Linked DNA regions of Homo sapiens: region 1 is linked to region 2. The links are chromatin contacts, found by Hi-C in ENCODE. All regions are on one chromosome and are shown on one strand. The core of a region is the stretch at or near the end of the contact, and the rest is flanking DNA. Distances in the headings are between cores, read along the strand shown.

Evidence for each region. Hi-C counts contacts between places; a loop is a spot of excess contacts on that map. Pooled maps may share reads with other maps.
Region 1: a map of naive thymus-derived CD4-positive, alpha-beta T cell shows a loop between it and region 2 (2.4-fold over the local background). The contact joins two enhancer-like sites. A Hi-C loop is called at or near these places in 2 of 168 maps with a recorded cell type or tissue (MCF 10A and naive thymus-derived CD4-positive, alpha-beta T cell), 11 of 37 single-sample maps with no recorded cell type and 15 of 50 pooled maps.

What each region holds. Positions count from the first base shown.
Region 1 is chr11:86,456,950-86,463,652 of GRCh38, forward strand. The region is part of intron 8 of ME3 (malic enzyme 3); the gene reads right to left. Among named protein-coding and RNA genes, the nearest start is that of CCDC81, 85 kb to the left of the region's middle. RefSeq lists an enhancer at 3,024-3,552. Within about 2 kb of position 3,207, at least 18 of the 41 ENCODE cell types and tissues checked have a DNase peak (open chromatin) inside an H3K27ac peak, as active enhancers do.
Region 2 is chr11:85,942,330-85,949,563 of GRCh38, forward strand. No RefSeq gene overlaps it. Among named protein-coding and RNA genes, the nearest start is that of CCDC83, 91 kb to the left of the region's middle. RefSeq lists an enhancer at 5,717-5,766. Within about 2 kb of position 5,747, at least 6 of the 41 ENCODE cell types and tissues checked have a DNase peak (open chromatin) inside an H3K27ac peak, as active enhancers do.

The DNA.
Region 1 (6,703 bases), core at 1,957-4,456, 510 kb after region 2:
AATGGAACTAATCAGGACAGAACTTCTGAATCCTTTCACCACCAAGTCTTCAGACCCTCTGCCTCCAATGTCCAAGTACTTGCTTTTCCCCCTGTTACCATCGATGCCTCCCTGCTTCTAGCTAAAGCACCACTTGTCTAATGGATCCCATCATTTTTGCCTACTTGTCCCATTATTCCCACTCCTATTTCCTGCATATTCAATTTTGCCCTCTCTACTGGATCATTCTCATCAGCATACAAATACACTGTAAAACTTCCATCTTTAAAAGGCCCTCCCTTGGTCCTATATGTCCCACCCTATTTCTTACTCTCCTTTATAGGCAAACTCTTCTAGAGAGCTGAATATATTAACTGCATCTAGTTCCTTCCTCCTTGGTCCCCATGAAACCCAGTCCAATCAAATGACTGACCCACCTCTTGTCAGGGTCCCCAAGTACCTCCAGGTGGCCAAATTCAGTAATCAGTTCTCAGCCTTCTTCTTTCTTGACCTCTCAGCAGCATTTGGTACTGTTGCCCATTTTTTTCCTTTGGGAAGCTATTTCTGCACTTGGTACAGGCCAGAACTCAAGAGGAAAAACAGTGGTTCTTAAGCTCCAAATTACAAAATTTGGCAAATAAAGTTATCTCCATCATTAACCTGCATTTTTGGGGTGCTCTTGGGCTATGCACTAGGGGTTTAAAACTGGAAAGGAAGCTACTTAGCTGTTTCGAGGTAACCACTCTGAGAAGCCCATGGGTCCAGGGATGTGCTGGAACATGACTTGTGCCCATAAATGCCATGGGCAGCTGAAAGTGTGGCAGGTTGTTCCTATTCATGGTAAAAGAAAAAGAAGTTTTTTTTTCCAGAGGGAGATTTCCATAATTACATTTCCTGCAAACTGAGTACTTGAGGTTGTAGCTTCAGGAAATAGCACAAAAGGACATGCTGAAAATGTAGTTTCTGCTTTTAATAGTCAGATTTGACAAAGTTAAAGGAGTTGCCATGCTGAACAATAGATTATTGGAGGAAAGAATTTACTGCTTTATCAGGTAAGGGAAAACTTCTGACCCAGGCAGCAAGAAGGACAGAAAGAGTTAGGCTCTGTCAGGGTCTGGCCACGGTGGCTTTGGAGGCCTGGATCCCTATTGGGACAGAACAACCTCTGCTATGAGGCCACACCTGCTTCCACGATCCATAAGAATTACCTTTCTACAGTAGATACTGCCATTCATTTATTCATTAGTATGTGCTGAGTGTTTGTTCTGGGCCTTCTCTGGGCTAGGCCTTGAATAAATAAAGACAAATAAAAGTCTTGTTCTCAAATAAAACTCTCAAGGAGTTGCTAGCATAAGTGTTCCAAAAATTCAGATTCCCCTTTATTGGACACCAAGCAAAGGCTTTCTACATTACTTCAGTGCAATTTTGTGTCATAAGGGAATTTTCTGGAGCTCCTGGACTCTCTAGAGGGCACTTCTCTGGCCAATGGAGAAGATAGGGTTAGGCCTGTTTTGCCACAATTTGGAAAGAACCAGAAGGAATGATGATCATCTTCTTGGCTTCTCTGGAGGTTCGGCTGTTGCAACAGCTAAAAGGGGAGATCTCGGAGGAGCCAGATACATGAGATCCACATGAACTTCAGGACTAGGAACAGCCCTGGAAGTGAAGAACAGCCTCAGAATACAGGACTTAGTGAAAAGGAAGGCTTTGGGAACAGAGGAGAGAAAAGGTTAAAGAGACCAGGGGAAGTTTCATGGCAGGGGGAGAGATCAAGGAAAGGCCTAGAACTGCTACTCAGTGTGTGTAGTGGTGGTGGTGGGTGAGAGAGAGGGCAGTTGACCCCCGACAGCTGGAAATAATCCCTGGCATCTTGTAAACAAGACAAACGAGCTGCACGGTCTTCAGAGATGAGCCAGCCATTCCTGCCTGTCTGCCTCTTCCCTATTGTGGCATCTGAAGCCTGTGCAAAGTCCCCCACACCTTCCCTCTCCAACAAGGTCATTATCTTCCAGGGATGTATTTTGCATTTCTTGGCTGAGAACCCTACCCCTGGCTCACTTTGAAGCCTTCTGTAAAGTGGGTGACCACCGTCCAGTGTCACTCCCAGATCCTGGGGAAGAGTGGGATCATTTAGAGTCTGTGGCTTGGCCCTGGATGCATTATCCTGGGGGAAGTGAAATGAGCCTTTATGGACAAACAGAAAGTAGTGAAGAACAGGAAGAGAATTCTAGGCAGAGGGACCAGCACATTCAAAATCATGGAGTTGGCAGAAAACTCACAGAAGAGTGACTAATACAATGGGCTGGAATAATAGGGAATATGTGGGAAAGGGGAGAAAAGTGAGATGGGGCCCTGCTTCTCTTCTCCCCAGAGTTCCCCAGTCCTGTGCTCACATGTGGCCCTCTCCTCACCTCCATCAAAATCTCTGCCTTAAGTCTCCTCTTTCCTTCTTCCCTCCCGTATCTGTGTGTCACGAGCCTATTAGGCATCAGAGATTATAGTAATAGGTACCATGAACTGAGTACTGCTACATGCCTGTCCCTACCTATACATCACTTCAATCCTTACAACAATTCAGTGCCATAAACGGGTGTTGGAAATACTTAGCAAGGAATTGGCATAGGCTGCAACCAACCATAACAGATGCTGGCCTTATAAAAAAACCCTGACCATTCTGGTGGTACTAGCTGATGAGCAGTTGTGGCTGTTAAAACTGTTAAGTCCATTTTACAGATAAGGAAAGGAAGGTACCGAGAATTTCAGCCACTTGTCCAAAGCCACAAAGCAGGAAAATGGGGATTCAGACCTAGGCTTGTCTTGGTGAAATGTCTGATTGTTAAGCATTGGACTCACAGGGGGTGCTAATAGCCTGACATAACACACAGGAGCCTTTATGGGCGTCTGGCCTGGAGATTTAGCAGGATTGGTGGACAATGCAGGTCCAGGGAAGGCTGGCCAGGTGGAGGAAGCTGCAGAGCTGATGAGCCAGTGGGGCTTTCCTGGCTCCAGCCATGCTGTGTGGTCAGCTTGCAGGTGGAGGCCAGGGACCCACGGAAACTGGGTCAGCAGCACCCTGGACCTGGCCCCTTGTGTGGCTCTCCTTCCTTCCCCTGTCCCCAGTGTGACCATTCCCACTGCCTTTCCCCTTCTAGGCCTTTCTTTCCTCCCTAAGAGCAGAGATGCTTCTCTGGTCCCAGCTGAAACAACAAAAGTCACCTGAGCCTCTGCCTTTTCCAAAATTCCTGAGAGGCTGCCAGCAATGAGTCAGTGCATTGGCAGCTCTGATCACCAAGGACCAGCCTGGGCCTGGGCCAAGGCTTTATGTGGGTCTGAGCTGGGGTGGGAGGCAGAGATGATGAGAAGCCCTGGGGAGCTCTCTTCCCTTCAAGTGCTCGGGCTTCAGAGGCCCAGCCCCTTGGGGTCAGTGATTCTGAGCACATGGTACAGTGGGACTGGTTGGGAGACAGTCAAATAATGTGCCCTAGGCTCCTGCTCTGCACCAGGCATGGCCCTGCCCTCTGGGAGATCAGTAGAGTGGGGCTCCCGAGGATTGAATTCTATCTATCCACTGAGGATGTGAGGCTAGGCTGGTGTTCAGAGTAGGTAGCATGACCCTAGTCTCATTTTCATGTGGGTTGCTCGATTCCAGCCCCCTCCATGTGTGGTTCCCAAGAAGATTCTGAGAATCTGTCTCCAGCTCCCACGTGTGGTGTGATTTGGTTTCTGTTTACAACTATGATTCTGCATCGCTTCCTCCTCCTTCCCACACTCCCTCTCACCCCTTCACTCCCAACCCTCTGTGGTTCTGTGCATGGAGATGCTCCTCTCCCATTATGAGCATGGCTTGTAGTCTTAAGTGGCATTGCTCCTTACTTTGTATTTGGAGATAAAGGGGGACCATTGCAGCATGGGCTGTATCTGCCATGTTGGCTCATTAGTCCTGGAATTCCTTACCAGTCTTCTCATTGTCTGCTTAACAATGAGAACACACATCACAGGCTTCTGGCCTGGACCCATCCCTAACCAGCTTGTGACTGTGGGCCTCATCTTCAGGTCTGCATTCTGTAGGAGTTAGAGGAAGGAATGGGAACGATGGGGAGGGCAGGATGACAGCAGCAGGATGCCAGGGAGCAGTGACACCCACACTGTTTCAGCAGGGTCTGGAATTTCATCCTTAACGAGAAGATACCCTCCACCACTTCACACGTGCAGGAGCAACAGGCAGCCTGATGCCATGGAGAGAGTGGAGAATTCCAAATCAGACATAATGGGGTTCCAGTTCCAGCTTTGTGTCTTTTGTCTGGCTGTGTGGCCGTGAGCAAGCTTTAACCCCCTGGGCTTCAGTTTCCTCATTAGTGACGTGGGACAGCTGTGTTTGTCCCCCAGTGAGGGAGGGGGGGATGTTGCCAGGCACTTGTAAGATAGTGAGGATGAAAAGCACTTTCAACCTTAAGTTCTGTGTGCATGCAAAATGTTATTTGGTACAGTTTGGGTCCCCTGGAAGAAGATTCTGAGTTATATTGGAGTGTTCAGGATGTTTTTAGGAAGTGCCCTTGTGGGAAGGAAGGGAAGGAAGCAGAATGAGTTGAGAGGGAAGTTGAGCTGTGATGCAGGCCCCAAAGCCTCAGCCAGCTCCATGGGGAGCTTGAGTTGTCCTGCACTGGGCTAAAATAGTTAAGCCTTCATATTCCCTCATCACTGGGTGAGGCCAGGCCCTGGTGGGATGGCGAGGTGGCTCTCTCTCTCTGAGGCTCTGCATGATGTGCTGACAGCCTTGCTGTCAGCTGGGCAACAAGTCTTTCCTTGAAGGAGGATCTGGGTGGCGCATGCTCCTGCCCACCTCTTTATGGTTGTTAATGATATGGTCACACCTAAACATCAGGCTGAGCTGATCAAAGGCTGGTTCTTACAGGGCTCCTGCCATTCCAGCACTATTTGCCAGCTGTCCTCATGAGTTCTAGATTGATGGCTTTAGTCTTGAATTTCTGAGAAAAGAATGGGAAGTCCTTCTTCTCTTTGCTCTGGGACCCAGAAAACCATCCCACTTGGTTTTGCCTGGGAGCAAAATTGGCTATAGAGGCAAGACACAAAAACCAATGAATGTAAACAAATGGATTGATTTAATTAAAAACAAACAGCTCCATGTGTCTGCATGTGGGGTACACATGTGAATATGTATGAGCACATGTAGAGGTGCATTTATATGTGAGCACAGTCAATCCTTGAACAACATGGGGTTGAGCTGTGTGAGTCCACTTATATGCAGATTTTTTCAATACATATATTTTTTAAAATTTTGGAGGTTTGTAACAATTTGCGAACACTCACAGATGAACTGTGTAGCCTAGAAATATCAAAAAAATTAAGAAGTTAGGTATGTCATGCATACATAAAATAGGGATAGATACTAGTCTATTTATGTGTTAATCCACTACTGATGTTATTAGTAAGGCTTCTGGTCAACAGTAGGCTATTAGTAGCTAAGTTTCTGGAGAGGCAAAAGTTATGCAGATTTTTGACTGTGTGGGGCATTGGCACCTGTAACCACCACCTTTGTTCAAGGGTCAGCTGTACATGAATGATGACCTGGATAACAGAGAGGCTGCAGGGGCAGGTGTCCAGTGTAGACATACTCACATGAACAGGTGGGTGTGCTTATGAGGATGTCAGTTTGTATGTGTAGACATCATTCATATATTCTTTAAACATTTATTAGGCATCTATCATGTAGCAGGCGCGGTGCTGGGAGCTGGGGAACAAGAATGGATAAGGCATGGTTCTTGCCTCCAGAAGCTTATTATCTTCTGGGAAGGCAGACAATGCAATACAGGCTTTTGGGGTACAATGAAGTAAGAGAACTGACAGAGGGGAACACCTGAGGGGCACCCAAATCAGACTGAGGGAACAGGGGCTGATGGGCCTTCCCTGGGCAGGAGACCCTGGAGCTGGGTCTTTAAGGGTGAGTAGAAATTACTCAGGTAAAGATGATGGGAAAGGGTGAGCAGGGCTTTCAAACACAGAAAGAAATGGCAGGTAAGGAGGTCAGAGGAGTAAAATAAAGGGAAGGGCAGAGAGCAGAAGAAAGATCCCGAAGTCTTATATTTTCATTGAAGGGGTGTGAACTTTCTCATGAAGAGAGGGTGGCATAGTGAGTGATAGTTTCATCTCAGAGGCACATTATCGCAGCAGTTTGGGGGCGGATGGGCCTGGGGGGCTGCAGGGCCTGGCCGTGTTCCTGTGCCTGTGTTTAGGAGGATGTATACACATGTGGCTGTCTGTGTGTCTGTACAGCTGGAGGCTGTGCACCAGGTGTGCCGCCTGCATGGACTTGTTTTCCACTTCCACCCTCTGGCCTTGGCAGCCCGGTGGGCTCAGGGGACTGGCTGTCCTGCTGCTGATTCATGGGTGAATTCATGCTGGGGAGCCGGTCAGGCTCTAGCAGGCAGGTGCTTCCTCAGGGCCAAGGCACACTCCCACCTGCTGAGCTGACAATGAGGTGAGTGAGGGCAGTGAGAGAATGCTTCCCCCCACCAGCGCATCTTCCTGAACTGCACAGCCCTGTCTGCGCAGTGTCCTGGCTTGTGTGGGTGAGGCCTGTCCCAGGCCTATGCAACAGGGTAAGGGGGAGACAGAATGGAGAAAGGCTGGCAGGGGGCACCATGTCCCAGCTTTCTCTTTTGGGTCTCCCCTCCCTCTGGATACCCACTCTTCAGGCACTGAAGTC
Region 2 (7,234 bases), core at 4,497-6,996:
GTACCACTATGTGGTGGACTTGGCCAATGCATTCTTCTCAGTTGACATTGCTCCAGAGAGCCAGGAAGTTTGCCTTCACATGGGAAGGGCAACAGTGGACTTTCACAGTGCTGCCGCAGGGCTATATGTGTAGCCCCATCATACATCATGGTCTCCTTGCCACGGATTTAGCCGCCTGGAAGTGTCCAAAGGGAATCCACCTATTCCATTATATTGATGATATTATGTTAACCTCTGATTCTCTTGCAGGTTCAGAAGTGGTGGCACCCCTTTTACAACAACATTTGGCAGCATGAGGTTGGGCAGTCAACAAATCCTAGGTCCAAGGGCCTGAACTGTCTGCCAAATTATTGGTAGTTATCTGCTTGGGTAAAACAAAGGCTATACCAGAGGCCATCACTGATAAAATTCAGGCATATACCCGGCCCACAACAATGAGGCAACTACAGACTTTTGTAGGCCTCTTGGGATATTGGTGGGCATTTGTACCCCATTTGGCTCAGATGGTAAAACCGTTGTGTCAGTTGACAAAAATGGGAACTACTTGGGATTGGGACAATGAGGCTGAGATGGCTTTTCTGGCAGCCAAGTGGGCCATACAGCAAGCACAGGCCCTACAAGTAATTGATCGGGGCGCCCATTTGAACTTGATGTGCGTGTGACCACAGATGCTTTTGGCAAGGCCTATGGCAGCACACAGAGGGCTTTAGAATACTGGCAGGCTTTTGGTCCCAACTTTGGAAGGAAGCTGAGCTCTGGTATTCATTGATAGGGAAGGAGTTAATAGCTGCATATGCCACCCTTCAGGCTTGTGAGAGTGTGATGGGACAAACAACAGTAGTCATGCCTGTAGATGACTTACCCAATAGTGGGGTGGGTACCTTCACGGGTAATGACCCTCCGGACTGGGATGGCACAGACATCTACCTTAGCAAAGTGGGGAGCCTAGTCAAAACAGCAGAGTACCCTGAGTAAAAGCCCCTTATCAGCAGAATTACAAGAAGTCTTGGGACCTGTAGTCCTGATGCAAGATAAGGCCATGGGTCAACCTGAGGCACCCTTAAACCCTGAGCCATTACCATTTAAAGAGGGGCAGGCACCTCTTCCATTCCCAGTGGAGCATGGTATAAAGATGGGTCCAGCCAGGGTGTTACTGCTGCCTGGACTGCTGTTGCGGTCCAGCCTAGTATTGATACCATATGGTTTGATACTGGAGGTGGACAAAGTCAGTGAGCTGAACTCGGGGCAGTATGGATGGTGATCACCAAGAAGGAGACACCTATGGTAATCTGCCCCAGTAGCTGGGCAGTTTACTGAGGCCTGACCTTGTGGTTAACTACCTGGAAGTTACACGATTGGCTAGTTGGTCACTGGCCCATTTGGGGCCAGGCCATGTGGCAAGACCTATGGAAAGAAGGATGACCTCCTCTGACCAGGTATGGGGACCAACAGTAACCTGTGGTTGCCTGCCCTAATGCCCCTAAAGGCAGGGGAACAAAAAACCTGGCTTTGAACATGGACCCTTCAAGTCCCCCATTGCCAATGGTTGGCTATGGTAGCCCTCTGGGGGGAGGGCCTACAGTATGATTTACATGTCACTCCTTGGGTATTCAATATATGGCTTCCATGATTGACCGTTCGTAGGGGAATGCTCAGGGAAGGAACCCCCCTCCTTGTATTGTCTGTATGGCCTATTGTGAGCTCCCCAGTGACTTTGGCACAAATACAGGACACAAAGAAACCATGGGGAGCTGAGAAGCTGTGGTACCATTGCCCAGGGCAGAAGCCCTTGGCGGCTGCATTGTTATCCAGAGATAAAAGGTTGGCTTGTATTTTGCCTCAGAAGAGTGATTTACCTGTGTGTGCCTGCTTTGTCATTCTGACCATAAGTTGACATGCTCTAACAGCATTGTGGAATGGGCTATGCTGAGATGACCAATGTGTCCAGCTGTTGGATCTGCACCACCCTTCCCGTAGCAGCTGCAGATGACTTGCCCTGGCACATACATCCAGCTTCTGCAGAAAACCAGACATGGTTAGAGACTTGGGGTCCCATGGCCAATGTTTGTAACATGACACAGCAAGCTTTGGCTAGGGAGTGCTATAAGACCCATGGCATTCCCACCCCCTGGCTGACCTGTAGCATCTATGATGGATGGGGCTGGTTAGTGGGGGTTAGCCCCCACCACAGGTACCATGATGTATAGAGCAGCTTTGGGTAATGCCACCATGGGGTGGTTACCCGCCATAGCCTGCACAAATATAATATATGTCACCACACCAAAGGTGCGGCAGAATAGGCAGCTTCAGCAAGGTCAGGCCCTAGTAGACTTTGTGCCCCCCCTGGGAGTTTATGGGTCTATGGAGACACGGGATGGTTCTTTTTGCCAGTGAACTGTCTGGCTGCTGTACCTGGGGGTGGCCTTTTGTGCCTGCCACTGATATTCCCACATTGCCTAGACACCCACATAACTGGGAAGAGCTACGTTCCTGGTTTTTGGGAGTGCAAAACCAGGTGGCTCTACCCCTTAGTATTAGCCATCCCTAGAGCAGGTGTCATAACTGTAGAAATGCAGGTTGCAGCCCTTGCTGAGCACACTGCTCAAGCCTTGAATTACACCCAAGTTGCCCTCCTTCTGTTGACAGATGAGGTTGATCAAACCAGGAAGGTAGCACTGCAGAACCAGATGGCCCTAGACATATTAACTGCTCCCCAAGGTGGCACCTGTGCTCTTTTGGGAACACAATGTTGTATCTTCATCCCTGGCATCTTTTGGGAACACAAAGTTGTACCTTTATCCGTGACAATCAACAAAACATAACAGCAGCTTTGCAAGGAGTTTCCCAGGAAATCAAGGCAGTTGAAAGCCTTACTGATGACCCCCAACAAACATGGTGGGCATCCCTGGGCTCTGGCCTATGCTGGACTCTTAATAATTATGGGTAGCATAGTGAGAATATTAATAGTGAGTTGAGTGAGTTGTTGCTCTCTGTATTGCTGCTGTGGCCTCTGGGTCCAGGGTTCTGCCCTGTGGGCACATCTCCCCACTAGGAGAACTCCCTCAGCCTAGGGGGTGGAGTATAAGGAAAATGGCTATGCTTCAGTCAGGAGTAGGCCAAGGCAGACATCCAGTACAGCACGACACAGCAGGTTTGGAGTGCAGGCACAAAATCTTGTGCACTATGTAATCACACTTATGTAGTCATTTAATGTAACCTGTTTGTGTGAGCCCATATGTGGCTTTAAGCCACTGTTGTCTGTGAGAAATATAATGGCACTGCTGACTCTGTAGGAGAGGGGGAGAGAATAAAGCCATGTCCCAACTGCCTATGGTCCCTCGAGTGTTCTTTCAGCTACCCACCACCCATCCACCAGCTCCCCTCAGACCTCAGCTCAGGTTGGAACCTGACAGACTAAAAAAGTCTTGTTTGCTGCCAAGAAGATGTCAGAGTTGAGAAGGCATCATTTGGAAAGGGAAGGGGAAAGAATGTCTGTATTAGTTCATTTGCATTGTTATAAAGGGATACCTGAGGCTGGGTAATTTATTTTAAAAAAGAGGTTTCATTGGCTCACAGTTCTGCAGGCTCTACAGGAAGTGTGATGCAAGCATCTGCTCTAGGCAAGGGTTGCAGGAAGTTTACACTCATGGTGGAAGGTGAAGGGGGACAGGTTTATCACATGGCAAGAGCAGAAGTGAGAGACAGAAGGGAGATGTTCCAGACTGTCTTAAACAACCAGATCTCATGTGACCTGAGCAAGAACTCACTTATCACCAAGGGGATGGTGTTAAACCATTCATGAGGCATTTGCCCTCATGATCCAATCACCTCCCACCAGGCCCTACCTCCAACATTGGAGATTACATTTCAACATGAGATTTGGAGGAGACAAACATTCAAACCATATCAATGTGCTTTCCTTCCATTAGTATCATTTCTTGTGTTTGAGATTTGCAGAATAGCAGTATCTCTAAAATAAATCTGCAGTTTTCTCAACAACTCAAATTCCAAACAGCTTACAATGGTAGCTTTGTTAATGACTACATTGCAAAGCAACTCTCAATAAAGTTGTACCACTGTGAACTTCCTATGGGTGTCACTCATTCAACAAAGCATTTATGGAACCAGTCAGGCACTGTTTGTAAGGTTTTAGGGATGCAAAATCAAACTGCTTCTTTCCTCAAATAGCTCATGGTCCACTAAGAGAGCCTGAGCCATCATTGCTGCTTTCAGTCTTCAGCAATAACAAGGAGGGAAGGAAGCAAGGAAAGTGGGAGAAGACAGGAAAAGCTATTCTAGGTGTGGTGGGTGAGGCTACCATGTGTTTAGCTCACACTGTTTTTAGTACCTTTAGTAATAGGCTTGGAAAAAGCAATTTAAGTAAAAATGAGTTTAGGAGGATTTTTATGTAGGTTTCAGTTCTCAGAATAACAAAGTATTTGAGTTTTGCATGTTGTTATTCAAGATTTGAGGGGCAGGAACAAGGTGGTTGGAGCTTGAGCTTCAGGGTAGTAAGTTGCTTACTTTAGGCCAAAAATTAGCTAGGTTTGAAGAAATTAAGGAGGTGTAAAGAGACAGAGTATGGGAAAACACATTCTGTGGAGTCAGGCTGGCTGCCTTTGCATCTTGGGTGGTCACTTAACCTCTTTAAACCCTGGTTTCCTCAACTATACTTTACAAACCTAATTCCCATACTGCAGTATTATTTAAGGATTAGAAAGTGTGTAACCTACACATAGTAGACATGCAATATATGGCAGTTGAAAAAATTGACATATAACAGGAATCTCTAAAGATTCTCTGGAAGTAGCCAAAGAGTATGGTTGTCTTTGCAATGCATTCACGTAAAGGCACACAGAGCAGAGTCTGTGTCCAATCCGTCACATGGTGTCAGGTGCAAACCAGTATGATGACAGCCGGGCTCTACACACTTTAAGTTTTAATTTGTATAGATATATGATAGTTTTATATGCATATGGGGTAACTACATGCTTATTAATCCAAAGGCTCGCTCTGTCTTTTGCTGAGAGCAAATCAGTCACCGCCCTGGTATAGGGGCATGGTCTTCATCCAGTAGGCTCCAAGGGCCCATCCTGAATCTGCTGATCTACTTGAGGCTGTAGGGACAAGTAGTAAACCTAGTTCCAAAATTCTTATGTGTAGCAGGAGGTGGGGTACAGGCATTTTTGTCTCTTCTCAAGCCATGTAGTCAGACACTAGAACCATTCAGGGAACAGAGAGGCTAGGTTAGTTTTATGGCAACAAAGGGCTGTTTGTTAAAGGACTGATTTCCTTGCTTGTTTTACTAGATGCCAACACAACAGTTCTCTGTATTTTTCTTGGAATAAACTGGCTTTTGTAACAGACACAAGGAAATGCACCCTCGAACAACTGAGGCTTTCTAAATATTAGTGACTTTAACTTGATTAAGTATTTCCATTTCCTATTCCTATGACTTTGTGAGGCTCATGTTCCCAGAAAGCCTTTTTTTTTTTTTTTGTATCGTGACTCTTTAGGTTGGTTATGTTTTAGGTCATTCTGTTCTTATGATCTGAGTAAGTGCTAAAAGCCTTTAAGATACTTTTAAAGAATCTTTAAATAGAAATGTTTTCAGATTTCCAGCACAACAAATGAGTCTTAAAGTAACTGCAGATTCAGATATCCTCACAGATTCTTAGCATAAGGTTTTGTCAGCATTTCCTTCCTCAAGTCCTGTGTCAACTCGCTGACCTCTTGCCTTCTTGGGTTACTGCCATCTTTTTGTATAAAAATATGCTAGCCCTTGCAACATTTTCCTCCTAAGAAGAATGAAAATTAACCACGTGGGATTCCCCTCTCTATGACTACTCTGAATGAGGCCAGCGAGTCACTTTTACCTCAAAGTCCTCAGACACCAAATCAGAGGGATGGTGTACCCTGACCTCCCTTGAGGTTCTAGCACAAGTGTGTAATTAACCTTAGAGCTTTAATGTTCTTCGTTACATCTCATTTTTACATCAGTCATTTTCGCCTAGCCACTTAAAAAGTGTCTTTTTTTACTTTTATGCTATTTATATGGAAATGTCAACGTGAGATATAGCTGGACCTAAAATCTGGTGAGAATGTACATATTTTCAACATGTCTTGTAACATTTACTCAGCACTAGCAGCTTGGATCTGCTTAGTTTTCATTTTTTTAAGCTTTTGATGTTTTTTGTATTTGTTTTCATTGACACATTTCAATTCTAAAACATTATTTTAAAAGATTTCTCAGATCTCAACTTGCAGTATGTGTCATGGGTTTTGAAGTCACAGATCAGAAAAAGCTTCATGAAATTAATTCTTCTAATAAAAATTGTAGGACTGTGGCACTGGTTGCTATTTTGTCTTTAAATATATTCTCCCTATTAGCAATAGTACAAAATATAAGTGAAAAAAATAAACTACTCTCCCCCTTCTTCTATAATCATCTATTTAGCTGTTTTAGTTGGTACACGGTCACTCAAATTAAATACATTTTTTTAGTCTTTAGGCTTTTTTTTAAATAGCCATATGACAAAGTTCTGGCCAATGGAATGTGAACAGAAGTGCAAGAAGTGTGCACAATTTCTGGGTCATCTCTTCTCCTGTCCCCACCCACCTGAATCCTGCTGCTTGGAATGTGGTTATGCTGCTTAGCCGTATTGGATTGTGCACCTGAGAGTAATACCTTAAGGACTGTGCGACACCAAGACACCTAGACCTAAAAGTGGACACTTAACAATCTTGTGGGGCAGAGTAGGCACACATACCAAGTCACACTTCCATGTGTGAGGGAAAAGAAACTATCTTGTTTGAATCATTGTTAGTTTAAGTTTACTGTTATACACAACCAAAACCAATCCTCATACAGAGACTGAATATTTCCCTTATGAGAAGTCAATGGTTTCAATAGTAAAATATTGTCTCTGCCAGGTGTGGTGGCTCATGCCTGTAATCCTAGCACTTTGGGAGGCCATGGTGGGAAGATTGCTTGAGCTCAGGAGTTCGAGACCAGCCTGGGCGATATAGTGAGACCTCCCCTCTACAAAAAGTTAAAAAATTAGCTGGGTGTGGTGGCATACACCTGTAGTCCCAGCTACTTGGGGGCTGAGGTGGGAGAATTGCTTCAGCCTAGAAGTTCAAGGCTGCAGTGAGCCATGATCTTGCCACTGCACTCTGGTCTGGGTGACAGAGCCAGACCTTGTCTCAAAAAAAAAAAAAAAAGAAAAAGAAA